Regions from separate parts of the Homo sapiens genome. Here region 1 is linked to region 2. A link is a loop called in an ENCODE intact Hi-C map of the cell type or tissue named here. Cell type or tissue: gastrocnemius medialis. All regions are shown on one strand. Links, peaks and the distances in the headings refer to the core of each region. The heading gives the core; the rest is flanking DNA.

Region 1 (15,311 bases), core at 1,331-9,330, 54 kb before region 2:
AAAGTATAGCAAAAACAAAAATCAATTATAAGGATTAAGCCAAACCACGAATTTGGGAATAATATTTATATCTGCACATTTATGCAGAAAGATGATCTGTACACAAAATAACTGAAGCTAGTTTGAAGAGTGGGCCAGGCTGTGTGCAGTGGCTCATGCCTGTAATCCCAGCACTTTGGGAGGGCAAGGCAGGAGGATTGCTTAGGGCCAGAGCTCAAGACCAGCCTGGGCAACATTGCAAGACCCCATCTCTACAAAAAATAGAAAAATTAGCTGGATGGAGTGGCATGCACCTGTAGTCCCAGCTACTCTGGAGGCTAAGGTGAGAGATCACCTGAGCCTGGAGAGGTTGAGGCTGCAGTGAGCCGTAATCATGCCAATGCACTCTAGCCTGGGTGACAGAGCCAGACATTGTCTTCAAAACAAAATAAAACATAAAGAGTAGGCCGGCTCTCAGCTTGAAGACCATCCTGTAGAGTGAAAAGAAGATGGAACCAAGAACCCTGAGGCTAAGGTCTCAACTCTACTGAGTGAGCTAAATGGCCAGGCACCCATTACTTAAACACTCAGAGCCGTAGTTTTCTCATCTATAAGAAAGCAGGAGGAATGACACCTGTCTGACTAACTTCACAATGTTCTCATAAGAGTGACCATCAAAATGCAATAGTGCCATTAAAAAGCACACTTTTCTCTGGAGATTACAAATGGTCTTGAAGAGGTCCCCTAAGAAAATTCAATGATTTACAAATGTCCCTAATAGATCAAGTAAAGATGGAATACTTACTTGGGGAATCATTTTGCCAACGCAAAGACGTAAGTCCAAATTCATTTTCTGTGGATGGTTCAATGAATTCCTCATCCCCTGGATTCCCAGTTACTCTACTGTTTCTTCTCGATTCCACTGCAGAGGGTGAAAGAAGGACTGAGGATGAAGTCGTGGCAATTCTGGAGTCCTTGGGGAAGCCTTCTGTCTTGCTCACAGGTCCCAGACTGACCGTCAAAGATCGCAGCGTTCTCGGGCCACCATCAGTGAACACGGTGGCAACATGCATTGTCTTTGTTTGACTGACTGAGGAGCTCTGGAGGCCAGTGGAGTTGTTAAGCTTCTCTGTACTTTCAGAAGCTACAATGGAAAAAGATATGCTTCAAAATTACTCAGGAGTTTAAGAAAATCCGGACTATATTCGAGATACAAATGACGTTTCTTACATTTTGGTGGATACATCTAAATACCATGGACCTAATATAGATACAAACATATCTATACACACGCATGCTACCAGGACACATGCCTGCACTCTCCCCTTACTAGGTCTAATCCTCACAGAGGAAGGTGGAGAACACCGAGATCCCTCACCAGGCACAATGAGAAGCTTATACGTTGTTTGCATTATTTGTTTTTTAAAGAGAAAGATGAAAATGTCTGCTGAATTCTACATTACAGCTTAAACAGGACTGGCCACTGTGATAAGGTTTTTGTTATTTTGTTCTGCTTTGTTTTAGCAATGTAACCTTTTTGTTCAAATGCTATTATTGATTAAAATCTCATAATATAAAATGAATAAAAGTGAAGCTGCTGCAAGGTGCCCCACCCCAGGTCACTGTTGAGGAGGCCGAGGGTTTTGCAGAACACAGCTGGGACACTCATGGCCTAGAGCAGTAATTCCTAGGCTTGTCACCATCAAGGGTTCTTTATTTTTCCCTACCTCATGGCCACCATAAGCCCTATGTTTTGAAAGACTATTAACCAAACTGCATTTATTAAGTAACAGAATTTCTAACCAGCAGGAAATACTTATTATTACCCCACAAATTTAATTCCACCCAAAAGCAAACAGGCTTCATTATCATACTTTGCCCCATTAAGCTTTAGAGACCAGCTCTCAAATCTGCATACTACTCCAATGGGCCCCTCAGAGATCAAGGACTCCAGGAGCATTTGCTCTAATAGATGGATGGCTGCCATGGGGAAACTGTCAAGAGCCTCAAGGAGTGAATCAGACGCTATTGGTCAAAAGGTGTAGTCTGCTCCACATAAGTACGGGTGTCTCCTTTCCACAAATAACTTTCCAAAGGATGCCCTGAGAACTGACCTCCAGAAAGGTCTATTAAAATCTTCATTCCAAACGGGAATAAACTGCAGGAAAGCTTAGGGAATGGAAAGAAACATGGTGGGTAAGACTAAAGTCACAAAAAGAGAGTGTTTTTCTTCTTTTTAGGCTAAAAATAATAAAAAGTACTCTACACTTATATAATAAAAGGCTTTGAGCTGTTAATTATGGCCTAGAAAAGGGAAAAAGGAAGTTGTCATTACAAACATTTCCTTGAAGACCAGTCCTATGTGCAGTTGTGAGCAAAACCACAAATAAATTTTAAGTATCACTACAGCGAGAGAGAGAGAGAGAGAGAGAGAGAGAGCATGCATGGGAAACAAAAAGGTTCCTCTCATTCTTGTGCAAAACCATAAAACCAGCTATATCCAGAACACAGCCGGCAGCTCTGGTCACCCCACCTTAATGGAGACAAAATGAAGATGCAGGCAATCTATAAAACTAGTAATGGAAACAAGAAACAGAAAGACCTGGACACAAAAATAGAGTCCCAGACCACCAAAACCCACCTCTACTTAAAAACATAAACCAAACTAAACAAAACAAACAAAACACACTTCAGTATTAAAAAAAAAAAGAAATAAATAAATAAAAAGAAAAGAAAGCATTATAGATATGCCCCAAATCCTCACTCAACCATGTGACTTCTCAGCCCTAACTTCATTAGAGTCATCATTTATATCCACCAAATTACAGCCTCATTAGCTTGCTAGAGGTTCTTTCAAAACACTTTTATTCCCAGGATACTGCATTAATTTCATCCATTCAACATTCCCATCAAAATCCAGTGGTCGGCCGGGTGCAGTGGCTCATGCCTGTAATCCCAGCACTTTGGGAGGTTGAGGCGGGTGGGTCACCTGAGGTTAGGAGTTTGACACCAGCCTGGCCAACATGGTGAAACACCATCTCTACTAAAAATACAAAAATTAGCCGGCTGTGGTGGTGGGTGCCTGTAATCTCAGCTACTCGGGAGGTTGAGGCAGGAGAATTGCTTGAACCTGGGAGGTGGAGGTTGCAGTGAGCTGAGATTGTGCCACTGTACTCCAGCCTGAGCCAGAGAGAGAGACTTGGTCTCAAACAAACAAAAAAACAAACAAAAACAAAACAAAACAAACAAACCAAAAAAACTCCAGTGGTGATACTGAATTCAGCCTGAAAAACCCAGGCCTGTCCATCTCTAGTGGATTTAGCAAATCAATGGCCACAGAAATATAATTACAAAAGTCACAAATGCTGAAAGTCATGAAAGGAAAACTGCTCTGTTTTTCCCTGACTCTGAGAGCTCTGCAGAACATTGCTTCTTTATCTCATTATCTCATCATTATCATCATTATCAAAAACTACCATTTACTGACCAATTATGACTTGCAAGGCATTGGGCGAAGTACATTGTATACAAATCTCATTTAATCCTCACGGGAAAGCTATGAAATGTGTGTGAATACTTTGGCAGAGTTGGTGACTCTTCGTAAAAAGAGAAAATGTTTGGTCAAACTAATCTACAAACACCACTTATATTACTAAATGAGCACCTGTTAAATAAATCTGGGGGAAATGTACCACATTTCTAATCAACAGGCTGGATTCTTGGTTATTTAATAATTGCCCTTCTTGCTCATTTCTACCCCGAAAGCAGCCATTCAACGACGGAAAGACCATCCATCTGGGAGCAGAAACAAGCCAAATTCCTGATCTTTATAATGGGAGGTTGCAAGAATGCCTACTCGTCTGCTAAAAGTACATGGGTCTCTCTTCAATCACAGCACAAAACACTGGAACCTCAGGAACACATCGGAACGCTCAACCTTGACCTGACTGCTATCCAGAACTTGCCGAAAGTACAGCTGAAGCAGCTATTTGAGAAAGATACGTCACATCTGCAATCTTCTGAGTTATTTATGCTCTCTTTCTTTACAAAGTGAAATCACCACAAAGCAATTTACCTGGACCACAGTAGCTTAGCCACCCACAGAAATACTTTCATAAGTTGAGATACATTATTATATCCTCAGCTCCTATTGAGAATCTATATAAAATATCACCTTTTAAAGAACATTAGCTCAATTTCCACAAAACAGCAATTGAAGGCATTTTCCATTATGATTCTCAACATTTCTTATATAAACAGTCCTCTTAAAATGTACTGCCCCCAAACACTTATGCCTATGGATGAAATTGTATGCTTACTTTATCTGAAAACAATTGCATGCCCCACCCGGTTTCCCTTTGTGCCCTGGTTTCCAGGAAGCTCAGTACTAAATTTAGTGCTCAATTGTAGCCACTCTCACACAATTCAACATACACATATCTCTTTCCACCTTCAAAAGGGAGCTTTTTTCCCTGTTCGTTGCTTTGTTTGCTTTTCCCTCCGATGATCAAATAGTACAATGGTCATTATTAAAAAATATGGAACACATAGAAGGACATAAAGCAGCAAAAGATGTAAAGCAGCAAGAAAAACAATTTCCAATGGTTTCTGATCTCTTTTTAAAAATCTGATTCCATTGCCTAGGCCTATACTTGCTTTAACACTGTAAGGCATACAATTTGGTTTTGGAAGCAGGTAACTCCTGACTATCCCAGCCTCGGAAGAGGTTATGTTGCATGCATGTTTCTGTGTAGCTGAGTGAAGAGTGAAACGAGGCACAGAATACAAAGGCTGAATACACGTGGAATCATAGATGCTGAAACTAGAATCTTTCAGATCATCTGGTCAAATTCCTTCATGTTCCAAATAAGGAGCCACCTCCTCTCCATGCCAGGCTCCTAGCTATCTTCCTTGTGTTCACCTAGTGAGGCGCATCACTCATCGGACTGGTGTAAGCGCCAGGCTTTTCACAGGGTCATATTTCCTAGTGGGTGGAGTGGCCAAGTGTTCACCTCCTTTGCTTTTGTTTTTCCAGAGCTGGCCAGCCAGGCTGAGCCGACTCCAGGTCTCCCTGGCAGGTCCTGCTGGCTCTCTCTCAGCACTCTTGCCTGAGTGCCTAGAGCTCCTGTATCGTGTAGTCAGAAAGGGACAGTAATGTCTCAACATTTAGATTCAAGGGGAAGACTCTGGTTAGTGGGTTACCAGATGCCAGCCCAGCTTTAAAAACAAAGCAGAAGTTTGTTTCCCATGTAACTTCAGGTCTTTGTACATGTACCCTCTGCATCCCCACGGGGAGGAGGGGAGGTTGGCAGGATGGATTCAGACATACTTGGATGCCTGGTGAGAACCCCATTTAACAGCACCCAGAGCCATCTCTAATATCTAAAAGGGTGGTGGGACTCTACCTCGAACTGAACACACAGTTCACTAAAAAGGAAGAGAAGTGTTCAGTAAAAGACTCAAGAGATATGAAAGATACGATGAAACTCACCAGCAGTTAAAAGTATAAGCTTTTAAAAGGATGGATGGTAAAGAATTTCAGGGACAATTAATTTTTTAGTGTTGAAAAATATACGTGAAAAAAATATATAGGTGAATATAGAGTCATAGAGTCAAGTCCAGTAAAGTTGGAAACATAGGCTGATTTTTCAAATATACCACCAAAGTAGGTTGAATTTAAATTATAAATATTAAATGATCCTGACCAGAATCAAAGCATAGCTTCCTAAAAAATACTTCCTTTCTACCGTTTAGTAAAGTTGTAAATCACTGAACCACAGAACTTTGAGGCTGGAAGAATTGCAGCTTTTATCCAATCCAAGCAATGTTTATGAATAATCTTAAAAAGCAATCTTCTAAAAACATGAATCATGAATTATATCCAAATCCAGTCAGCAGGAAACTGTATACAGGGTATGTGGAAGAAGAATTGGCTGCTTTAAACAGGCACTCCAGAAGGGACTCCTGGGTTTAGTTTTTGCTTTGATGACACAAACCCAAACTCCTAGTCTCGCAAGTTACTTCTAAAAACCTCTGACCTGTAAAAATTTTGCAATGGCAATTTTGGAGACAACCTAACCTCTATTTTCCAAGAACATTTCCAACCCTCTCTGTCCTGCTCCCTATGGTACGAGGATGAAAACACAAGCAGCACACACAAACACTGAATAAAACCTCGGAGAAGAAAAAAGATGGTCAGAGTTTCCAATACTCTCTTTGGCCCATGGCATGATGTGCCCTGTGAGGGTATCTGGGCACATGCTAATCCCTATGTCTTATCGGCTGCACCTTGTTCTTGGGCGAGGGGGAACCTAAAGGAAGTAACAGACACAGCCGGTGTCCTCAAGAGGATTACAGTCTCTCTGGGCAGAGAGGCATTAGATGACCTGCTATGATGAGGTGTACAGCACAGAGGACCAGATGGTTGAAGAAAGGCTCAGGAATCCCTGAGCTGAGACTTAAGTGATGAATAGTAATTGGAACAGCAGAGAGAGAGGAGAGCACTCCACAGCTGTAGTTACTAATATCACGCCTTGCAAACTCCTGCATTATATCTGCTTTTTTTTTCAAAATGATGCCTAGAAAAATGTACACTCATGTTTTCTTTACCATCGAAGGAAACATTTTTGCAATAATGAAGAAATAAAAATCTCACTCCTAATCAAATGGTACAATGCTCACCATTTCATGCACCCCAAGGTAAGGTCTCTTGTTTGAGAATAGACACCAATGGCTGGGTGTGGTGGCTCATGCCTGTAATCCCAGCACTTTGGGAGGCCAAGGTGAGTGGATCGCCTGAGGTCAGGAGTTCAAGACCAGCCTGGCCAACATGCTGAAACCCCGTCTCTACTAAAAATACAAAAATTAGCCGGGCATGGTGATGGGCGCCTGTAATCCCAGCTACTCAGGAGACTGAGGCAGGAGAATCGCTTGAACCTGGGAGGCAGAGGTTGCAGTGAGCTGAGATCGCGTCACTGTACTCCAGCCTGGGCGACAAAAAAAGAAAAACTATGTTAAACATGAGGCTCAATACTGAGATAAACTGGGTAGGTTGTACCTACTTCCACTCCAAGTACCTGGCATTAGAGGAATGGCATTTTGGCTTGATGTCTTTTCCCCTTACCCACTATTATGAGTATGTAACTAGCTGGCTATGCACATTGATTTATGTCTACTTTGAGTGACTTCCGAGTGTTAAGCTGGGTATGTGGCACTCACATGAGGAAAGGTCTAAGAGAGGAGAGGAAGCTGCTGTCCTGTAGAAATGCAGCCAGGAGAGATCTGGTCCTGAGGAATTTCTCTTCCTAGAAGGCGTGGTCAGCTCTCCCATCTCCAAAGCAGGAAGAAAGGACGGGCTCCAAGCCGAAGTGGTGGCCTCTTGGCTGTGCACAGTCCATTCTTCTGACAGCCCCATCGCCCTCTCTGTTCCCATCTCCGAGGCTGTTCCACTCTTTGTTTGAAAAGCGGCAATTCTTTCATCGAACTCTGAACTGCTGGATGGCAGGTGAAGACTTTCTGAGGCTGAAAACAGACAAAAACAATTAGAATTCCACCAGCAGACTTCAAAATGTCTTAATATGCTTTTAGGGGGCTCAGTTCTGACATCTACAAAATATACAGACATAAGAAGAAATTAGGAGAATAATTCAGTCTATGAAAAATAAACTCCTGAAAGAGACCACAGACCAAGGTCTGTGTATTAGATCTCACAAAGATTCTGTGTATTGTGGTAAAATTCTCAGAAAAGGAGCTCACTGGAGGTAAGTATCAGACAATATGGAATCAGAGATCAGGGTCTGATCATCAGGACCCAGCATCCACATTCCACCAGATTGGTCCCAGAATGTACCTGAATGCAATATAAACAAAATTCCTAATATCTGGGTGACCAAGAGGACCAGGGAATGTCATGTGCAGAGTTTCTAAGCTCTGTAGGAATCATTTATGAATACAAAAGACTTTCATATGCATCTTTACAGAATCGAGTCCCTCCCAACCAGATCTCCTGCCACTAGGACCTGAAACCATGGAGTCATCTCTGACGGCTTCATCCTTTACTTTCAGGCCATCAACAGGTCCTATCACTTTTCCTTGGTGAAGTCTCCTCTTCATCCCTGTGGCCACTAGGCCACATCGCAGCACCTGGTGTCTGAATTTCTCTGTCTGCCTGGGTGGTCCCTTTGACTCCAGGTTCCCTCCATCCTCCTACCCCCATGCTAGACATCCTGTAACCTGCCTGCCAGGCGAATCCTCCTCAAATTCACTTTAGTTATGTCACTTACTTGCTCAGAAACCTTCACTGACTCTTGTTACCACACCAAATCTAAACTGCCAGGTTTCAAAAGTCCTCCGTGATTGTCCCTAACCCCGTTCACGCAATGGTCCTACCTGTTCCTCCTCTCCTTTGTGGGCAACTGATGCCCTCCCCAAGGGAGCCTGCTGGCCTTACCACCCTACAGAGAGGCCACACCTGTCTTTCTCTCCTCTGCACCTCACTCTCGTTGTCCAGGCATTCCACACCTCAGCACCCCCACCACCTTGCTCAGATACATACACATAAGCTCTAATCCCAGTTCTGAAACCTGTTAACTGTTTGACCTACACATATTGGGACAACTAACTTCTCTGAGCTTCAGTTTCCAAATGCCTAAAAGGAGAATAACATGATCTCATAGGCTTGCTAGAAGGATTGAGAGAACAGACATGGTGGTATGTAGTAGGTCCCTAATTAATGCTAGTTTTCTTAGTCTTCTCTTCCTCCGTGCAATTTTACCCATTGAGCCCCAGCACCTTCTTGACATTCTTTGCTAAAAATAGCAAACCACCAAGCTGTGCACACCAGGGCAAGAACAACCGTTTGGGCCACATCAACACAAACCAAACCCAAGCCTGTCGCAGCTATGCATCCCACAAAACCTACTGCCTCTGAGACCCTCGGGTGTGGCAGGCTCCCTGGAAAAAGAATGAAGGTTGGATTCCACTGGCCATGGATCACAGATACCACAGGACCAGCAAATCTGCACCCTTGTCTGGTCTGTATTGGCAAGCATAATACATATGAGGCCTAAGTCACAGGTCTGACCCACCCCAGCCTAGGAACCTTGGAAGGGCACAATGGCTCAGAATGGGGTTGTGGGGAATGGCAGAAACTTTGTTTTCCAGGACTGGACACACATGCGTGAAATGCGCATCATCAGCACAAGCTCACCTAAGTTGCCACTCTGGGAAGTCAGAGCTGTTGCTATCTCCAGTGAGTACCCAACAGGCAAAATGGTGAAGTTTGTTCTACTTGAAGAGCCGCTCCTTCCTCTAGCATCTGCTGTTTCAGCGAGTAGAGTGAGGTTTTCTGGAGCATCCGAAGCAGCATGGCTCTTCCCAGAGGTCTGAACCATCACGCCCTCTTTGGAGGACACTGTTGAAAAGTCCTCTTGATTCTGATAGAAGGTGATGTTTTCTACATGGGCCTCAGTGTTACTTTCTGGCCAATGTTTCCAGGCAGCATCTGAAAGAAGAAGAGGATGCATCAGGGAGAGTTTGCTGGCTTCTGACAAGAAAAGTAAACCTTCAGAAAAGACACCGTGAAATACATCAGTAGAGAGTGAATTCAAGTAAAAGAATTTTGGCCAGGCATGATGGCTCACACCTATAATCCCAGCACTTTGGGAGGCTGAGGCGGGTGGATCACCTGAGGTCAGGAGTTCGAGACCAGCCTGGCCAACATGGTAAAACCCTGTCTCTATTAAAAATACAAAAAAATTAGCCGGTCGTGATGGCAGGTGCCTGTAATCCCATCTTCTAGGGAGGCTGAGGCAGGAGAATCACTTGAACCCAAGAGGCAGAGGTTGCGGTGAGCCAAGAACGTGCCATTGCACTCCAGCCTGGGCAACAAGAGTGAAACTCCATCTTAAAAAATAATAACTTCACCTTTCTTTTTTTCCCATATTCATTATTCTTATAATCCAGAGGAAGGAATTATGAAGCAACAATATAATACAGGATTAAATTTCATTGTGCATAGAATAAATGATGGAAATTTATTGATAGAAAGAGATCAACATGGGGCTCATGGAAGAGCAACTGAACCTCTGGCACCTGTGCAGGGTCAGAGAGGGGATTAGAGGAGGAAGATTGGGTGTAAGCAAAAGGCAAGAAGCATCTCATATTCGCCAAAGTTGCTAACTGTGCCTCCTGGGGTGGGTGGTAGGAAGCTATTATAAAAGCTGGCAGCCCTTGACCCTGACACCTACTCTTGCAGGTGGGAGCTGTAATGCGCAATTCTGATAAAACATGAAGACTCTGGCAATATTACTGAAACTTGTGTGATGTGAATGGGTTTGAGGCAGCAATTCCAAATTGAATTTATCTGAAGGAGATACTCAAGAATGTGGACAAAGATTTAGCTGCATAGATGTTCATTACAGCATTGTTTACAGTAGAAAGAGGAAGAGAAAGAACAAACCTAAAACTCCTTCAGCAGGTTATCAATTAAATCAGTTACAGTAGACAGTATCCACAAGAAAGAAAACTATGTGGTCACTGAATTGGTGCTATAAAATAAAGATATTCTTCAGGGATTGTTGAATTAAAACAGCATGCTTCAAATAGACTTTATATGTAATGATCTCATTTTGTGAAAAATAATAATAACAGTAAATATGCATGGAGGTAGGTAGCAGACGTAGGTGCCTGATGTGTATTCATTCAAGCATTGCACAAAGATGAAGACAGGTCCTCTTATACTTCCCATTTTACATAGGAAGCAAAGGAGGCATGGAGGGTGGGGGAGGTCATGCATCTTGCCCAAGTCGCACAGTCAAAAAGCAGGAGGGCCAGGCAGCCTGCTCCAAACCCAGGCCCCTCACTCGCCAGCTGTGCTCAGCTGGAAGGGAAAATGGTGGAGAGGAGAATGGTTTCCAGTTGGGAGTGCTGAGGAAATAATGCTGTTGAGTATGGACTGTTACTTGAACCCCGTATATTAGGAATATATTTATATTAGTCAGAAAATATATTTAAATGATAGTTAACTTCCATAACACCCAAGATGGTGGCAAAGAGGGTATTAGTTAAAAATGTTCTGAGGATGAAGTTAAAGTTGGGGGTTAAATTGGGCAAAAGGAAGTCATGTGTAGCATCAAATGCCGTTTGTCAAGGCAGGAGGTTCAGGGTCAGAGCAGGTGCGTGGGATGCCCAAGTCACGTCCAAGAAAGCTGCCCTGTTACTCTGGAAAAGTCTGCACCCAACCTGGCCACTGCTTAGAAGCCAAAGCTGGGCCACTGCTGAGTGCTGGGTCACTGCTGGGTGCCAGGCCCCTAAAAAATAGTACCAAAACCAAACAGCATTCTGAGAACACTGTCCTTTCCCCATACATCCAAACTAATTTGGAATCCAATATCAAATATGGGTGCCAATTGAGGGACACTGAGCAAGGGTGAGGACAGGGCCACATGAAGTTGTCACTGATTACGTGACTCCCTGATAAAACCATTTAATTTTCCCCACTTGGAAATGTTATTTCTCTTTCTGTTTGGGAATGGGGACTGTGGGCATTGGTGAGAAACCTCTGTGGGGATGAATGGAATCACTTCGATTTATATGAATCAAACAAAAATGGCAAACCATCGGACAAGTAGAGGCTGCAGGTAGAACCTACAGTTTGTATCTAAATACCACACACACACACACACATACATACATACACACACACACACCCACATATACCCCCCACACACACACATACACACACAGGCACACATACACACACATACACATGCACACATACACATATACACACATACACATACACTTAAACACCTACACACACAGGCATGCATACACACACACACACGCACACACACATACACACGGAACAAGTTATCTTTCAGATCAGTGCTGCCTAAGAGATACTGAGTCACAAACACAATCCACATGTGTACACTTTAAATTTTCTAGTAGCTGCATTTTTAAAATTAAAAAATGTGAAATTAATTTCAATATTAATATTTTATTTCACTCAACATATCCAAAAGATTATCACTTCAATATGTAACTGATATAAAAATATTGAGATATTTTATATTCTTTTTTTGGTGTTAAACATTTAAAATCCAGTGAATGTTTTAGGAGCCACATCTCAAGAGCTCCATAGCCACACGTGGCTGGTGGCTGCGTCAACCACACGTGGCTGGTGGCTGCATCACTTGCCAGTGCAGTTCTAGATCAATGGTTCTGAACATTTCTCCACTCTGATTCACTCCTTCTAGAAGCAGTGGCTCACTTATTTGGGGTTAGGGGGTGAAGATTATAAAAAACTTCCAGAAGACATTCTGACAGGCTTTCCTGAGGGAATCACTTCCTCCCCAAATCCCTTGAGATAACTGTTTTTATGCCTCCTGTTCTGTTTCCTGTGGGTGATAATTAACAGAGGCTTCCTGGAGGGGGAGGGAAGTTGCCATGCCTCTGGGCTCCTCTGGGGCCCAGTTCCAGACAGGCAAGACCCACATGCAGCTAGAAATGGGATGTGGAAGGGCGTTTCCAGGGGCAGCCACAAGGCCTGTAAGTTCAGCTTGAGAGACTGGGGTTACAGACAACAGTGGCCCACAGGGCATGTCCCTTTGTTCTACCTCTGGGAGCTGCGAAGGCAAGCTGGTCTCCTGGGAGGAGGTGAAAGGTCTGAGGATGCTTTCTGTCTCCTCTTGGCTAACTGTGCACAATGAGACATTATTCTCCAAGGAAGACAGAGAGAAGTGATTGTAGGGAAGCAGAAGGCACTCAAAACCCATGCCCCAAAGCTGGCCAGCTCTGAGCAAAGGGAAGGCAATGAACTTGGCTCCATTACAACCTTCAGACAAGGTGAGACTCAGCCATTGGTGAGTGTGGCGGGGCCTTTGAGGAAGCAGCTTTGTTCCCTTCCTCTCCAAGGACCAGGATTGGAAGTCCCAGAGCCCATTCAGCTCAGGGAACTCCAGTGCAGTCTCCGAGGGGAAAAGAATGGCCACATGCAGACAGGGCAGGACCCACACTGACCTGCGCTCTCTTCCTAGAGGGGTGACTAAAGATGTAAGAAAGAAAAAATGCACACCATAAACAAAACTGAAAGGTAGACAACAGTCCTGCAGTATCCTCCATAACCCTGCCACTATAAACAACTCAAAATGCTGAATAAAATATTTTTTTAAAAAAATTTCTAAAAGCACTGCTGAGCTGGCAAGTAAGTAAAGAATCAAATCTGAGGCCAAAAATGAACCATGACTAGGAATCCAGAGAAGTGAGCTAATGTTGAGGCTGGCAGCTGCCCTGGAGGCACCTGTTCAACATTTGTGACCTTGAATTTCTGTTCTGATGGCTGCCAAGAATCAGGAGATGGGAGCCACGATTCTCAAGGAGGGAATCCAACGGGAAACCACTGTGTAAAGCTGGGACTTTACACAGCTATGCCTTGGGTGTAAGGCAAATAGAAACAAACCGGCCCCGCAGAAGGGCACAGCAAGGAAACCTGGCCCTTCAATCTTGGTTTCAAGTGAAAGAAAAAATAAATCTCACCCGAGTATATATAATCACAAAGCTAGCCCTCGTATGGGTGTGCTGTATGTCACATTACCTCTGTGGTCTAAACTGAGGATGTATTTACGAGTGGTCCTGAATCCTGGGAATGTACTAAAACCCACCGAATTGTATACTTTCAAAGGGTAAACTTTATGGCATGTAAATCAGGGACCTCCAAACCCAGGACATGGACTGGTAGCGGTCCGCGGGCTATTAGGAACCAGGCTGCACAGGAGGAGGTGAGCAGTGGGCGAGCGAGCATTACCGCCTCAGCTCCGCCTCCTGACAGATCAGCAGTGGCATCAGATTCTCAAAGGAGCAAGAACATTATTGTGAACTGCGCATGTGCGAAAGATCTAGGTTGCATGCTCCGTATGAGAATCTAATGCCTGATATGATCTGAGGTGGAAGAGTTTCATCCCAACCCCCGGCCCACCCCACCCCGCCCTATCCGTGGAAAAATTGTCTTCCATGAAACCAGTCCCTGGTGCCAAAAAGGTTGGGGACCACTGATGTAAATTATATCTCCAATACACACACATCCTGTTAATAATGGGGCAGGGGCGGTCCTGATGGATAGTGCCTCCAGGTACCTGTATTGTGTAGACACAAATACAAATGCTCTCTAGATAAACATATCTTCAAACCAGTTTTTATCATTTATTGAGAAAACGAGGCATCCATGAGGAAACAAGACATCCACACCTCTTTGTCTGGTAATTCTAGTAGTTGAAGTCTTTGCTTGTTAAACAATTGCCAACAAATTAGAGAAGCAAAGACTTCAAATGCTAGAATTACCAGACAAAGAAGTATACAAAATTACATTAGAAAAAATTTTTTTAAAAAGAGACTATAAATAATAACCCAAAATATTTGAAAGAAAGCTAGATGGAAATTCTAGAAATAAAAAAAGTAATAATTGAAATTTTAAAAACTCAACAACAGATTAGATATGGCCAAAGTGAGAATTAGAAAATAATTATAATTCACTAGGCATGGTGGCTCATGCCTGTAATTCTAGCACTTTGGGAGACCAAGGCAGGAGGATCACTTGAGCCCACGAGTTCAAGACCAGCCTGGGCAACATAGTGAGACCTTGTCTCTACAAAAAAATAAACAAAATTAGCTGGGTGTGGTGGTGCATACCGGTGGTCCCAGCTACTTGGAAGGCTGAGGTGGAAGGATTGCTTGAGCCCGAGACATGGAGGTTGCAGTGAGCTGTGATTGTGCCACTGCACTCCAGCTTGGACAACAGAGTGAGACCATCTCAAAAGAAAAAAAAATGAATTAGAAAATAAATGATAACAGAATGCCCAAAATGAGATTAAAAAACAGAAAATATGAAAAAGAGGTTAAGAGACAAAAAGAGTGAGAAAGTCCAACACACAACTGATTGGAGTTTAGGAGGAGAAAACAGAGAAAGTAGAAGTGAAAACATTGATTTAATTTTTATTTTTTTATTTGAGACAGAGTCTCACTCTGTCACCCAGGCTGGAGTACATCTCAGCTCACTGCAGCCTCCACATCCTGGGTTCAAGCAATTCTCATGCCTCAGCCTCCTGAGTAGCTGAGATTACAGGTGTGCCATCACACCTGGTTAATTTTTTTTGTATTTTTAGTAGAGATGGGGTTTCACCCTGTTGCCCAGGCTGGTCTCAAACTCCTGACCTCAGGTGATCTGCCCACCTCAGCCTCACAAAGTGTGGGGCTTACAGAAGTGGTAATATTTTAAAAGGTAATGGCTGGAAAATTTCCCAAACTAATGAGAACTATAAATCTTCATTCTAAGG
Region 2 (15,311 bases), core at 2,387-10,386:
TCATTTAGAGAATCACTCTGCACCTTTTAGAAGGTGGCTGTGTCTCCCTTCACGCCAACGAAAGGTGGTGAGTCTGCATCCCCCACTCACCCTTGGCAGGTTGGAGGTTGGGAGCAGGGAGCTGGTGCCAGCCGTGATGCTGCAGAACGGGCTGCATTCCCGGAAGCACAGCCAGCTGGAGACCCCTGATGCTGGTGGGCCTTTCTCACCATCTGCTTTGCCTTCTACTTGAATGTGGCCTTCTTCCCAAGAAGAGTGCCTTATCAAGAGTCAGGGGCTTAAGCCTCTCCTTCCTGCCTCAAGCTGACTAACTGGCATCTGTTGCTGCTGTGAGCCTCCCCAAAGGAGCCCAGGTACATCTCCAAGACACAGGACTGCTGAGCAGTATTTGGTGAGCACAGATTTCCACAGTCCCCCTGCCGATGGAGAAGTGCAAGCAATGTAGAAAAATCTCCAGCCCATGCACTTCCACAGCGGATCCTCCCCTCTTAGATGTCTATGAGGACCTCGAGGGGATAAGACAGAGCAAGGCGTGAGTTGTTTACTCTCAGGTAAGCCACGGTTCAAAAGAACTGGAGAGCAAGGTAGGTTTTAAGTAACATTTCCAGCCAGGTGCAATGACTCACGCCTGTAATCCCAACACTTTGGGAGGATGAGGTAGGTGGATTGCTCGAGCCCAGGAGTTCGAGACCAGCCTGGGCAACAGAGTGAGACCCTGTCTCTACAAGAATAAATTTTTTTTAAAGTTACCTGAGTATGGTAGTGAGTGTCTGTGGTCCCAGCTACTCAGGAGGCTGAGGCAGGAGGATCACTTGAGCTTGGAAGATTGAGGCTGCAGTGAATTATGACTGTGCCACTGCACTCCAGTCTAGGTGACAGGGTGAGCTCCTGTCTCTAAATAAATAAAATAAAATAAAATAAAATAAAAAATTTCCAAAGCTCTGGGAAGGGAGGGAGGAGGCTGGGCAAAGGATTGATATAGGGAAGTGGCTAAATAAATTTGATAGGCTAAGGGGGTGGCTGGGTGGGGCAGTGGGCAGAGCTGAAATGGCAGTTGAGTGGCAGCTCTGCAGCCTCTCCTCTCTCTGATTTGGGCTTGCAGGTTTCCTGGTGCTGGCTAGTGAGGGTGCGCCGCTGTGTCTGTGTCTTACATGATACAGCATGACCTCCTGAAGCAGAACCCCACTGTGCTCCGAAATTCCAGGTGAGCAGGTGCCAAGACACACTGCAGTTTTCATGGCTTTTTGTTTTTTTCCTGTGGTGTTGCCCACACTAAGTGGCATGGAATGAGCAGGGGTGGGAGGAGAACATTCTTGAGATGCTCCTCCACATCCCCCAGCAACACCCCATCTTTATCTCCTCCAAAAAAATGTGTCTCACTTTTTTAGTACTCACAACTCCACGTGGAGGAAGGTAGGATTATAATTCCCATGTTACAGAGAAGGAAACCAAAGCTCAGAGATGAAGAAGGCTGCCCGAGGCCACAGAGCTAGTAAGTGACAGAGCCAAGGTGGAAACAGAGATTTTCTTTCCCAATTCCCATGAATTTGCAGCCACACCAACCTCCTTCTCAGGTGACCTCACTTAAAAGTAAAAGGCAGGAAGAAGAGGCCTGGGTTACAGGTAGGCCTGCCCTCTCCTGCCTGGGGCCTTCTGCCCCATGTGTCTTTGTCCATCTCATTCTCTTGGTTCAGAAGCCTTGCCATGTCCTCTCACCAACCTGGTTTGAAACTCGCTTCCTCCAAGAAGTCTCCTGGGCTTCTTCCTCACTGGTTGTCTCCCCAGCGCTTGTGGATTCATCTTGTCACATGTTGCTTGGCTGCATGCTGTATGCTTTGTGGTTACGCTCCAGCCATTTCCCGCATGCCCCCAAGTCACATATGGCAGGCAGAAGGATGCCCCTCCAAAGACGGTCTGGTCCTAATCCCCAAAACCTGTGAAGATGTCTCTTACAGGACAAAAGGGACTGTGCAGCTATGATTAAATTAAGGATCTTGAGAGGGGAGACTGTGCTGGATTATCCAGGCAGGCCCGATCTAATCACAAGGGTCCTTCAAAGCAGAAGAGGAAGGCAGGAGAGCCAGAGAAGGAGGTGAGATGGCAGAAGCAGAGGCCAGAGGAGATGTGCTTGCTGCCTGCTGGAGCTGAAGATGCAACAGCCTCGATCAAGGAAAGCAGACACTTCTAGAAGCTGGAAAAAGAAAGGAGCAGACTACCCCACAGAGCCTGCAGCAGGAGCCCAGCTCTGCCGCCTTGATTCTAGCCAGTGAGACCCATTTCAGCCTTCTGACCTCTAGAACTGTAAGATAACAAATCTATGTTGCTTTAAGCCACTAAACGTGTGCAAATTTATTGTGGCAGCCACAGGAAAGTAACACTTCAGGGCTGGGTGTACTGTTCAATTTGTTCCTGTCTCTACTCTCCCCCAAGACCACTTCCACAGGCCCTCAGTGCATACAGTGCACTGGAGCTCAGCATACAGTGGAGGCTCTGAGAACTGCAAGTGACTGCCCCCTGCCCCTCCAGGGGTCTGGGCTGGCTCCTCGGCCTCTCCTCCCACTGGCCTAATATCAGGGGTGGAAAGCCCCCTGCTGGCCCTCCCCCAATTCTCCAGTGTATCAAGGAGGGCAGAAACAGGAACCAACGAATGTGTCAGGTAAAGAGGAGATCAGAGGCTGGATTTTTCCTGATCCAGGATCATGCAAATTCATTTAAAAAATAAAACCCCGTAACATTTAGAGGATTGATTTTTGCTATCACTCTCCGGCCTTCCCTCCTCATTCTCTAGGCACACAGGGTGGCCTGCAAGCCCCTTCAGGATCCGACTTAGCCTACCTCTCCTGCCTCAGGCTGCTGCAGGCCATAGGCTCCTGAAAGCCTAAATTATGGCCAGTCCCCATACACTGTGTCTCATCTCCTTGCCTTTGATCACGCTGTCCCTTCTGTGTAGATGCCCAGCCGTCCTCTCTGCAGCTAACTGCTTGAGTGCGGGTCATTTACCTCCTCCCCAGGGAGCCCTCCCTGACCATTGTCAGAGTGGGCTAGGGGCTCCTTTGCCCATCCATGGACCCTGGCTCTGCCACTGTCTCTGCTGTCACCACCACTGGGCTCCTTTCTTCAGTCCTCACTTCCCTCTACTCATGGAAAGGATGGAACTCCCATCCAACTCCCTTCCTCCATGACAAAGAAGAGGGAACACTCTGCCCCCTGCTCCACCTCTGTCGTCCTGTATTTGCTCCTCCCCATGGTGGGGGGCAATCTGATTGGCCAGTGCCTGGACCACCCTGCATTGGTAGGCAGGGCCCTGAGTTGAAAGGTAATGTGTAGCCACCACATGGTCTCTGTCCATCTGTTACTGGGTGACAAGACCAGCTGCCCTTGCCACCCAGATGGGCATTCTTTCTCTTGGTGCCAGCTTCTCATCCATCCTCATGGGGTCTCTGGATTCTTAGACTTAAGAGGAATAAAGGTAGACACTAGAGGACTTGTGTCAATCCTCTGACCTTGACTGCATTCTCCACTACAGCTCTTAACAAAAGCTTTGCACCCTCGTCCTGGTATTAATACATTAACAGACACATTGTTTCCCATCTCCTCAGTCAGAAACCTGGAGAGAAGGAAGGATGATGGAATCCTGGACCTCAAACTCCCACACTAATTTATAATTGTGCAGGATACCCCCTATTATATAGGTGAGAGGACTTGTTAGCATGACTCCTGGAGACAGCTGAGAAAATCACTGCTGTTCTGGTTCCTCACCTGAGTTTAAGAATGCTCTGGCATTGGGCTGTACTCATCCTTAAGGTCTGAGGTTGGTGGCTGGGGAGTCTGCTTATACCTGCATGGCCTGTGATCATATTTTTACATGATAGAGCTCTGAGACTGGTGAGGTGTACCTGACTCTGATGAGGTGGTTTCAGACACCCATCTACAAAGTTATGAGAACAGTTGCTCCAGCCATGGATGGATGGGTGGATGGATTGATGGATGGATGGCTGGGTAGGTCAATGGGTAGGTGTGTGGGCAGGTAGATGGATCATTGGATGGATCAATCTATAGACTGGTCTGAAGGGAGACCTTCATGGGCCCAGAAGGTCTGATACAACCTTCACTCATTCAGACATTATCACCTACAACTGTGGACTTCTTGGTAAAATTCAGGCCAGGAACCTGCCCCTCTCCCTATCTTAGAAAATGTTGCTGGTCTCACTGTCACATATACCGGCTGTACTGACATTTTGGGGGCATCCTTTAGATAAGAATGATCCAGTGACATGCATGTTTTGTCTGACAACCTGTACTTACCACTGACCTCTGTCAATATGCACGTTATTTATAATCCCTCTTAATGTGCCACCTCAGATCCTCTCTGCTCCACCTGTCTCTGGGGCAAGTCCACTTGTTCCATCTCAGCCGCCACTGGAACAACCAGTTCTGGTGGGCTGCAGCCAGTGTCTTCTTGCTGCAGCCTGCTAAGCACTCACGTCGTGCAGGTCACAATGGCAGGGTTGCTGGTGCCCACCCAGAGCTAACTTTTGGTTATGGGAAGCAGAAGCCAGTAGATGAATTCTGATCCCTTCCTACCCCTAGGGTTCCTGTGGTTTCTCAGCAGAGTCCTTTGAGGTGAAGCATCATTTGCATATGATACTAAGTTGTTGCTAGCCCTCCTCCCCTGCTTTACCCCTCTTTCCTCTCATCCTGCTTCTGTGGCTGCACTCTCCAATCAAGGGGTAGCTCATAAGCTTCCGCTTTCTGAGAAACCCAGGCTAAGACCTGGTGTTACTATTACTATTTTCACAATCTAGCTGGAGTGAAATACAAGATTTTTGGACCTCATTAGAAAGTCAGCCTGTGTAGCACCTGCCTCCTACACTAGACCGAGCCATTCATTTTGGCGACCCCAATGTGGAAAATAATGTTTGAATTCTTTATCATGCTCCATTCTTCTCTTATTCTTTTCCATAAAATCAATCACATTAGGAAGGTGCTCTTCCTGGATACTTGGATATTCTACTGCATTTGGTTTTTAACCTTGGTACCATCTTTTTCAAACTGCTGGTTTTCAAACTCAGTACTATCCTTTTCAGAGTGGTTACTTTCTTAAGTGTATGATTCAATGAGTTTAATAAGTGGATATAATCATAAAACCACCACCGAAATCAAGTTACAGAATAATTTCCCCAGCCAGGCGCAATGGCTCATGCTTGTAATCCCAGCACTTTGGAAGGCTGAGGCGGGAGGATCACTTGAGGTCATGAGTTCAAGACCAGCCTGGCCAACATGGCGAAACCCTGTCTCCACTAAAAACACAAAAATTAGCTGGGTTTGGTGGCACATACCTGTAATGCCAGCTACTTGGGAGGCTGAGGCAGGAGAATCACTTGAACCCGTGAGGCGGAGGTCGCAGTGAGCCGAGATCGCACCACTACACTCCAGCCTGGGTGACAGAGCGAGACTCCATTTCAAAAAAAAAAAAAAAGAAGAAGAAGAAGAATTTCCTCACCACAAAAAGTTGTGTCATGCCCTTGGCAATCGACCCCCTCCCAGACCCAGACCCAGCCTTCTGTCATTGTGCTACTGCCTTTCCTGGAGGTCAAACAAATAAAACTTCAAGTATTTCATCTTTTGTGCCTGGCTTCCTTTACTTACCCAGTGCTTTAAAATTCAGCTACATGGTTTCCTGTGTCATTACTTTAATACTCACTAGGATTCCATTGCGTGGATGCAACAGGATGTTGATCCATTCTTGTCAATAGAGAGTTGGGTCATTTCTACTTTCTGGTTATTTTACATAAAGCTACAATAACGTTGCTTGTTACCTCTGAACTTGACTGGAGCTGGACTCCCAGGCAGTCCTGGATAGAGATGAGCCTGGGGGCAGGAAAGGCCGGGACCTGAAGACAACTGGCAGCCACAGGACTAGAGCTCCACCTTCTTTTTGAAAAGATTTCTCTGGCTGCCACACAAAAATGATACCTTGGCCAGGGTGGCATCAACATGAAAGGGGATATATTTGGCACTACAGCAATTCCAGTTGCTCTTCCAGCCCTCAGCCTCCAGGTCCACTCAGTGACAATGAGCAAAAATAGACATATTAAGATTAGTCATGGCCGGGTGGGGTGGCTCATACCTGTAATCCCAGCACTTTGTGAGGCTGAGGCAGGAGGACTACTTGAGCCTAGAAATTCGAGACCAGCATGACAACATGGCAAAATCCCATCTTTACAAAAATTACAAAGATTAGCTGGGTACGCTGGTGCACTCCCAGCTACTTGGGAGGCTGAGGTGGGAGGATGGCTGGAGCCCAGGAGGTTGAGGCTGCAGTGAGCTGTGATTGCACCACTGTACTCCAGCCTGGGTGACAGAGTAAGATCATGTTTCAAAGGAAAAAAAAAAAAAGATTAGTCATAACAGCACAAAAGGAAAGGAGCAGACAAGATAAGGATCTGTCCACTCAAAAGTCAGGGCCGATTGCTGTGATTACCTTAAGCCCTCAGGACACAGATTTGAGGACTGACCCAGAGGTCTTCAAATGGAGAGAATCAAGCTTAGTCTTGATGGACACCATCAGAGATGTCACCTTTAAGCATTTATCAGAGTTACCAGTTTACATTTTTGTAATTTTTTTAGAAATGCTTGTTTCCTAGTAGAATATCATTCCACTTGTATCCTACAGTGAGTGACATCTGATTACTGGTTTCTAGACTTTTGAGACCAGTCTCCTAGGGAGGTGCTGGAGACAACCTCTTCTCAACACTGCTGAGGAGTGTGGGACAACCTCTGTAAACAAGAGACCTTATTCTTGCTGCTCCAGGAACTACTGGAGGCTGTCACGACAACTATGGTCCCTCAGGCTGAGCTCTAGGCCCAACATGTAGTCATGATATCTAGGCCACAAGACTTGGCCCACAGAGCTCTGTACTCTTTCCAGGAAGCTCTTGGGCAACAATGCAAATGAGACCATACCTGAATTTTGACCTATTCCTTACCATTCTGCTGTCCTTTCTGAAGCAAAGTCAGGACTCCCCACAAAAGCCTTCCCTTCTCTATTAAACTATCACCAGTAAATGACTGTGACAAAGCACCAACTGAAGCACACGCCTTGGGAGCACAGGTGGCTCCTGCACTTGGTGCTTAAGGCGAGCAGTGCCTGATACTGTTCTCAATCCATCCCATGCAATGAGCAGGAACCCCAGGATTGAAGTGGCTTAAACTCTTTGTCACACAATCCAGGGCAGTGTAAGGCAGGCAACTCCTGGGCTAGAAGAGTTGGAAACTCGATGAGTCTCATACAGGCATCATGTGTGGGGCCAACAATATCCATGAGAAAGGGCAACCATCTCTGGAAGCCCTGAGACCCCATCTCAGGTGCTCTTGGCCAAGGTTAGATCATGTCCTTACCTAATCCATCAATGGGGAGGCAATGAGGGCTCCCAAAGGGCTTAAACAGAGTGGTTACTTTTTTAGCTTGTTATGTAGAATTCAAAAAAGCAGATTCAGTAAAGGTTCTGTGATAGGCTGAAAAAGGGCCCCCCAAAAGACCCACGTCCTATTCCCTGGAACCTGTGAATGTTTCCTCTTTTGGCAAAGCGTTTGCAGATGTGATTAAAGTACAGCTCTTGAGATGTGGAGAGGATCCTGGATTATCTGGGTGGTCCCTGAATGCAATCACATGTATCCTTACAGAAAGGAGACAGAGGTAGACTTCATATACACAGAGGAGAGGGTGATGTAAAGATGGAACAGAGAGATTTGAAAATGTTGGCTTTAAAGATTTGGGTGATGTGATCACAAGCCACCAGAAGCTGGAAGAGGCAGGGAATAAATCCCTCGTGGAGCCTCTGAAGGGAGCTCGGCCCTGCTGACACCTTGAATTAACCTAAGTGTTACTGATTTCAGATGTCTGGCCTCCAGAACTGTGAAAGAATACATTTCTGTTGTTTTTAAGCCATCCGATTTATGTAATTTGGTATAGTAGCCACAGGAAACTAGAACAGCTTCTTCTTAAAAAGCGCCTGGGTAATATACCAAAAAAATTAGCCAGGCGTGGTGGTGTGTACCTGTAGTCTCAGCTACTTAGGAAGCTGAAGTGAGAGGATCACTTGAACCTAGGAGGTGGAGGCTGCAGTGAGCTATGATCATGCCACTGCACTCCGGTTTGGATGACAGAGTGAGACCCTGTCTCAAAAATAAATAAAAAGGTCCTCCAAGGTCACCCAACTTAGCCCTTCATAGCTACAACCTTTTTCAGCATTTCTCCTTCCTACATGCCTACTGCCAACTCAGACTCTGCTTTCTAATGATGCTCAGAAATCTGGTATTTAACTAAAGCCAGATTGTGAGAACAGTAATAATAAATGAAACCTCATCTTCCAGGAGAGAACATTAGGATCTAGCTGACCCTTCATCCTGACCTTCCCAGCCCTCACCCACACTAAGCCCCTTCCATTCAACAGCTCAGCATTTCTCAAAATGCGGTCCAAGGACTGCCTGCATTGAATCACCTGAGGCACTTGTTAAAGATGTAAAGTCTAGGACTCCATCTCAGACTTGCCAAATAAAAAGTTTAGGGGTGAGATGCAGAAATCTGCACTTTTTTTTTTTTGAGACAGAGTTTCACTCTTGTTGCCCAGGCTGGAGTGCAGTGGTGTGACCTCGGCTCACTGCAACCTCTGCCTCCCAGATTCAAGCGATTCTCCTGCCTCAACCTCCCAAGTAGCTGGGATTACAGGTGCCCGCCATCACATCCAGCTAATTTTTTGTATTTTTAGTAGAGACGGGGTTTCATCATGTTGGCCAGGCAGGTCTCGAACTCCTGACCTCAAGTGATCCACCCGTCTCAGCCTCCCAAAGTGCTGGGATTACCGGCGTGAACCACCAAGCCCAGCCTGAAATCTGCACTTTTGACAAGCATCCCAGGTGATTGTTAGCCCACTGATTCATGAGAACCTCCACTATAGAAGAAGGAGCCAGAAGTGATCCAACAGTACTTTCCTCCATGGCTTGATGGCGAAGCCTCTGACCCTGGGCCAAGTGCTAAACTTTTCTGGGGAAAGCTACTGCCACGGCCCCCGGTACTGGGTGCTTGTGATGAATGTCAGGCAGAGCTCATAAGGAAACCAAAAGAGTCCTGTCCCCTCATGCCTTTCATGTTGCAAAACAGCTGCGAAGGCATTCCAGGAGTTGAGGACCACAAATTCTTTTGAGAATATGAGTCACCATTAGGCAATTCATGTTAATTCTTTAATTAAAAAGACCCTCACTAAACAATAATAGTTTACAAATGCATGTACCTTTTGATCCTGCAATTCCACTTTTGGGAATTTATCCTAGAGATACACTTTATGCTTGCACATTTGTACAAGATTATTCACTGCAGAGCTGATTGTCATTGCAAAAGATTGGAAAGAATCCAAATGCTCATCATTGTGGAACTGGCGAAATAAATTATAACACATTTATACAATGAAAAAAATGAACAAATGGCATATGAATTGATATGAAATGTCTCCAAGATAGATTGTTAAGGGAAAAAAGCAAGGTGCAGAACATGTGTATAACGTGCTAACTTTTGTGTATAAAGAGAGAATGTGAGACTCTACATTCCCATTTGCTTGTATATCCATAAAGAAATGCTGGATGTACGGATGAGAATAGTGGTTACCTCTAGGCCAGGGTAGACAGGAACTGAGCAGGTGGAGAATAAGGATTGGAGGGAGACTTTTCACTCTATATATCTTTTGGGTGTGGAAACATGTGAGTGTATTATTTATTTTTGAATAAATAATACAATAAAATATAAAACATACACTTATTGTGGCCCTCTGCACAAGCAATCTGGTTGTGCAGAGTCTTGGTGTCCCCTGCTAGTCTTAGTACCTGTATAGAGCTCTTCAGACTGGGTGTCGTGTTGCAGAGGCTAGCACCATTCCTGATGTCACCCTGGGTGAGACGTGGTCCTCAGAATCCAGATTTCCTTTTTTGTCTTTTTCCTTCTTCCACATGTTCTAAGAAAACATAGATTTCTGGCCAGGCATGGTGGCTCACGCCTGTAATCCCAGTACTTTGGGAGGCTGAGACGGGTGGATCACGAGGTCAGGAGTTCGAGACCAGCCTGGCCAACATGGTGAAACCCTGTCTCCAGTAAAAATACAAAAAATAGCTGGGTGTGGTGGTGCATGCCTATAATCCCAGCTACTCAGGAGGCTGAGGCAGGAGAATTGCTTGAACTCGGGAAGCAGAGGTTGCAGTGAGCCAAGATTGTGCCACTGGACTCCAGCCTGGGTGACAGGGCGAGACTCTGTCTCAAAAAAAAAAAAAAAGGGAAAAGAAAATGTAGATTTCCATTGTCCAAAGTGACAGCGGGAGGATGGGTCTTGAGTTTCTCAGGTTGGAGAAGCAGCTCCACGAAGGTCCTGAGCTTGGGTCCACTGTACATGGGACAGCTCCAAAAGAGGAAGGTCCCAGCACTGCATCTAGTAGTGAGGCATCAGCTGCTCCCGGTTCACGAGGGAGGAGTGGTGGTAGCGATCCCGAGTGGCGAAGTCTGCATTCTCCTGGGTGAGCTGAGTCATCTCCATGTCAACCTTAGCCAGGGACGGCGCCAAGATGATCTGCTCCTGAGGGGACCGCAAGCTCCTGCAGTGAGAGAGACACAGAGGATGGTGAGAAGGACAGAACAGAGACTGAACAGTAGAGGTGAGTCTACTGGGCATAAAGAAATTATCTGTAAACACACATGTATTTAAATGTTTAAAACATAATTCTTGAAAGGTATATGTACAGGTATATATGAACTCAAAGCATGAGAAATACAAAGTATCAAATAAAATAAAAAGAGACAGAGAGAGTGATATTTACCCTCCCTAAGTAGAAAAGTATAAAGCTGTACCTACCTGATAGGAAATAACCAACAAAGAGAGGTTTTGCCCTCCAAATGGTATCATGTTGGGGCTCTGTAGCTTTTCTTTGCCTTTTTTTTTGTCAAAAATAATGGAATGGAGAGGCTGGAAAATTGAGAAGAGCAGAAAGAGAAAATTCTCGTAGGTCTATTGAAAAGAAAGTTGAATAAGGAGTGATTTCAAGAGCTAAGGCTCACACAGCAAGCAGCTAAGAGGGACTGCAAAGGCTTTTGACACCAAGGTGGCCTCAGGTGAAGAGCAAGTCCCATATGGATCCCACTGTCACTGGAGTCTCTGCATACAGTTTCGGTTGGAATAAACTGGGAAAGAAAAATGTTAGGGATGCATAGGGAAAGTGCTAAGAGGAAGAAAGGAGTGAGGAAAGCTCAGGCTGGCTGTCCAGGCAGCTGCTACGGAAGGCAGACCCAGTCACAGCTCCATCCCTAATCAGCTAGGTGGCCTCCAGAAGCCTCTTTACCTTCTTGTGTCTCTATTTTCTCATCTTCCCGGGTCTCTTCCAGTTCCTATAGTCTGTGTTAGGTCTGTAAGTCATACCTTAGACATGGATTTCCTCTTAAAATTTTTACTCTAAAAGAATCATCTACTTTATGAGTAATAAGTTTCAATTGTTTGAATATGGAATACATTTGAGAGTTGCGAAAAGGTAGAAATCTAATGTTATTGATCTGTGGAACTTAAACAGAAAGTTTCAACGGACTCTGGCCAAATGTCCTGCTATAGAAGTTCAGATCACATGACTATGGCATTACAGCCAGTTGTTGAGAACATGTATAAATCATATAGGTCTCTGAGGGTTCTTGAGAACTGAATTAACTTCTATAAAGGCTGAATCTCCAAAAAGTTTAGGAGGTGACAAAAATGTCACACCAGTCAACATGTAAGTGTTTTTGCTAATGCTTTTGTTTTGATTTTTTAGGTGAAACCATTACATTCTTCTGAGTCTGGAGAAGTAAAATACTTCACTCTCTAGTCTAGAATGACTTTCAAATCCTCATTTGGACAGTTGCTAGTGCTTCAAGAAAGAAAGCCTTCTCAATGACAGGCTCAACTTCACATAGTTCATGGGAATTGTAGGCATAACAGAGGAAGTAACCTAGCCAAATTCTTCTGCCAAAACACACCCTACATTCTTCTTCTTCTTAGGTTTTGAAGAGCATTTTGGGGGTTATAGTTGGGGACTGGGAGGGGAACTCAAAACTACAAAGCAGAAACACAGCTACCAATCTCTATTTTTATTTTTTATCTTATTTTAATTATTTGAGACAGAGTCTCATTCTATTGCCCAGGCTGGAGTGCAGTGGTTGATCTCAGCTTACTGCAACCTCTGCCTCCCAGGTTCAAGCAATTCTCATGCCTCAGCCTCCCAAGTAGCTGGGATTACAGGTGTGCACCACCACACCCGGCTAACTTTTGTATTTTTAGTAGAGATGGTGTTTTGCCATGTTGCCGAGGCTGGTCTCAAACTCCTGGCCTAAGTGATCGGCCTGCCTCAGCCTCCCAAAGTGCTGGGATTACAGGTATGAGCCAGTGCATCTGACCAATCTCTATTTTAAAATAAATCACCATTTTTTTTTCTTTTTTTTTTTGAGACAAGGTCTCACTCTATTGCTCAGACTGGAGCGCAATGGTGCGATCTCAGCTTACTGAAACCTCCGCCTCCCGGGTTCAAGTGATTCTCCTGCCTCAGCCTCCTCAGTACCTGGGACTATAGGCACCTGCCACATGCCTGGTGACAGGGTTTTGCCATGTTGACCAGGCTGGTCTTGAAATCCTGACCTCAGGTGATCTACCCGCCTCAGCCTCTCAAAGTCCTGGGGTTACATGTGTGAGCCACTGCGCCCAGCCTTTCTTGGTTCTTTCAACCTCCTGAATAACCATCCCAAAATATCGCCCAGCAGCCATGGTAAGGCCAATAAGTTTGATGTTGACTTAGCTGAGGCCTCTGCTCCCCACCTCACAGCCCACAGAGCCTGGTGTTTGTGTTATGAATGGTGTGGACTGATTCTACTCCAACCAAAGTACTGTCCTTTTCTAAGAATAATCTCCCCCTAGTACATTCTTCTTTCTACATAGCACTGCTGTGACCTCCAAGGTGAAATCCTAGGAATTCAGAGTACAACATAAGGACTGGTGACCTCCTATGGCATTTTTAGGCTTTAAAACCAGAAATGACTAAAAATATTCCTGTAAATCAGGCAAGGCAAAAAAATAGTCTCACCCACACACCACTTGCAGCTCCAGAATCTGTAGGCAGCTTTTACACAGAATCTATTTCCATTTAAACTCTACTCTTTCTCAGGACTGGGTTGTAGGGGAGAAGAGATCAGTGAAGAAATGTTGTGACCTGGCTCACCCAACCTTGTGCATCGGACAGGACAAGAGGCAGAAAGATCACTCACCCTCTCTGCAGCTCCACATGAGACATTGAGACCAGCTGGCCCAAGTAAGCAGATGACAGGGTGCTCCCCATGCACCCCAGCCTCCATCCCTGGGCCCTGTCCCTGCTGGTGTCTGTAGCCCTTGCTGCTGCTTCTTGTCATCCCAAGCTCCAGCACGAAGGCTTTATTTCTTGTGCCATCTTGAATAGATTGGCAATTATTTGTGAAGAGTTGTCTTAAATAGGATTCTTGGGAATGCAGAGTGTTTAATGGGCATGGTGATGATAGCACAGCAACGTGAATGTCCTTAATGCCACTGAACTGCACACTGCACGTAAACATGGCTAAGATGGTACATCTCACGTTACATGTATTTCACTTTTTTTTTTTTTTTTTTTGAGATGGAGTCTCACTTTGTCAACTAGACTGGAGTTCAGTGGCACGATCCCGGCTCACAGTAACCTCTGCCTCTCGGGTTCAAGCGATTCTCCTGCCTCAGCCTCCCTAGAAGTTGGAATTACAGGCACGCCACCATGCCCAACTAATTTTTGTAGTTTTAGTAGAGATGGGGTTTCACTATGTTAGCCAGGCTGGTCTTGAACTCCTGACCTCAGGTGATCTGCCCACCTTGGCCTCCCAAAGTGCTGAGATTACAGGCGTAAGCCACCACGCCCAGCCCTATTTTACCATAATTTTTAAAATGAGGAGAAAAAAGGATTATGAAGTTACATCTGGGATCAATGGGAAAGGATCCCATGATCCACTAGCAATGTCTGAACATGCAGGGTGGAAATATTAGCAAGTACAACCCGGACATCTAGAGTCTCAAAAACAAACCAACAAAATGCAACCAAATGAACACTCGGTTGGGTTCTGCCTGGATTTTCCTAGCCTGCAGCTCTAGCTCCTCACTGATATTGAAAGGGGACAGAGGGTGGGTGTAATTCCCCAGAATCCCAGGGCCTTAAAAGGTAAGAAGCAGTGATACTGCAAGAGTGGAGGAGAAGGAGTGAGATTAGGGCACATGTGAAATATACCCTCTCTATGAGGCTTCTATTTCTCAGGAAAGTTTTTTTTCTCCTTTCCTGTATATCTGACCATAGAGGTCCCACAGAAATCCTCCAGGATCTCCACTTTATTTCTATACTTGGCCTCTGCACTGTCCCCAACCCAGTCATGTCAACTACCTCTGACTCAGATGGAAGAATGTGCTTCCTGGCGTTACATTTCCCTTGGGCTTTAATCTTGTGTGTGATTATGCATTGATGTGAATGTGTCTTAGACTGTAAACTCACTGAGAGTAGTGACTTATCACCCCAGCAACCAGATTCTAAATAAAGCCTCTGTTCTTGATGACTGAGGATAAGAAGGGAAGAGGACATGAGCCTAGAGGAAGCTTCTGATGAGCCGAATCTGGGGGCCGAGTGTGGTGGAGTGCACGCAGGAGCAACATCTGAGTCTCCCGGAGGTGCCCAGTTGTTAGGTTCCCATGCCACAATCCAGGCCCAAGCCCAGCCAGGAATGGGACACCCTTGGCACCTCCCAGGACTCTGGACACTCATCCATTCTGGTACTGGCTCCAAATTGGCACAGACCTGCAGGAGGGGAGCAAGAGAGACCTCATCCACCGGAAAAAGCTGAAGTTGGAGGCTGATCCTGCAGGGAAGACATATACATAACCATTTTTGAAGGTTCTACATAAGGCATCTAGAAGCTCAGTTTTAATAGGGTGAATGCAAACCCCAATACACACACACGCACAGAATTAACACAAATGTTTTCCTTTTTCAGTCTAAACAAATAATTTTCATTGTAATCTTCCATGACAGCAGCCTACTAAGGACTTTTACTCATGTGAATCCTTCAAAAGTTTATTTCCAAACTCCAAAATCACTCCCAAAAAACTGGATAAAGTGCTATAAAGACAAATGCAGAGACTTGCTAACTTTAGTCTTAAGAATTAAAAAACTTTGATAAATTTTTTAAGATTCATACTGACAAGTGTTGAATA

The links. Hi-C counts contacts between places; a loop is a spot of excess contacts. Peaks named below come from ENCODE experiments on the same cell type or tissue, not always from the same donor. Only the 100,000 strongest peaks of a DNase experiment are listed, where the experiment ranks them.
Region 1: a loop joins it to region 2, with 4 times the contacts of the local background. A loop is called at or near these places in 2 of 110 quality-filtered maps.

What each region holds. Positions count from the first base shown.
Region 1 is chr3:125,020,008-125,035,318 of GRCh38, forward strand. It overlaps HEG1 (heart development protein with EGF like domains 1), which reads right to left. Exons shown (of 17, transcript NM_020733.2): 2 at 9,188-9,481; 3 at 7,198-7,500; 4 at 785-1,123. Among named protein-coding and RNA genes, the nearest start is that of HEG1, 28 kb to the right of the region's middle. In gastrocnemius medialis, for the core only: no CTCF peak of the experiment used is centred there; a DNase peak (open chromatin) is centred at 5,014; H3K27ac peaks cover 2,036 bases.
Region 2 is chr3:125,073,415-125,088,725 of GRCh38, forward strand. It overlaps SLC12A8 (solute carrier family 12 member 8), which reads right to left. Exons shown (of 14, transcript NM_024628.6): 13 at 14,896-14,956; 14 at 9,230-10,638. The coding sequence ends at 10,476. It overlaps LOC124906278 (a long non-coding RNA gene), which reads right to left and starts at 8,652. Exons shown (of 3, transcript XR_007096045.1): 1 at 1,721-8,652; 2 at 751-894. In gastrocnemius medialis, for the core only: no CTCF peak of the experiment used is centred there; a DNase peak (open chromatin) is centred at 5,967; H3K27ac peaks cover 1,580 bases.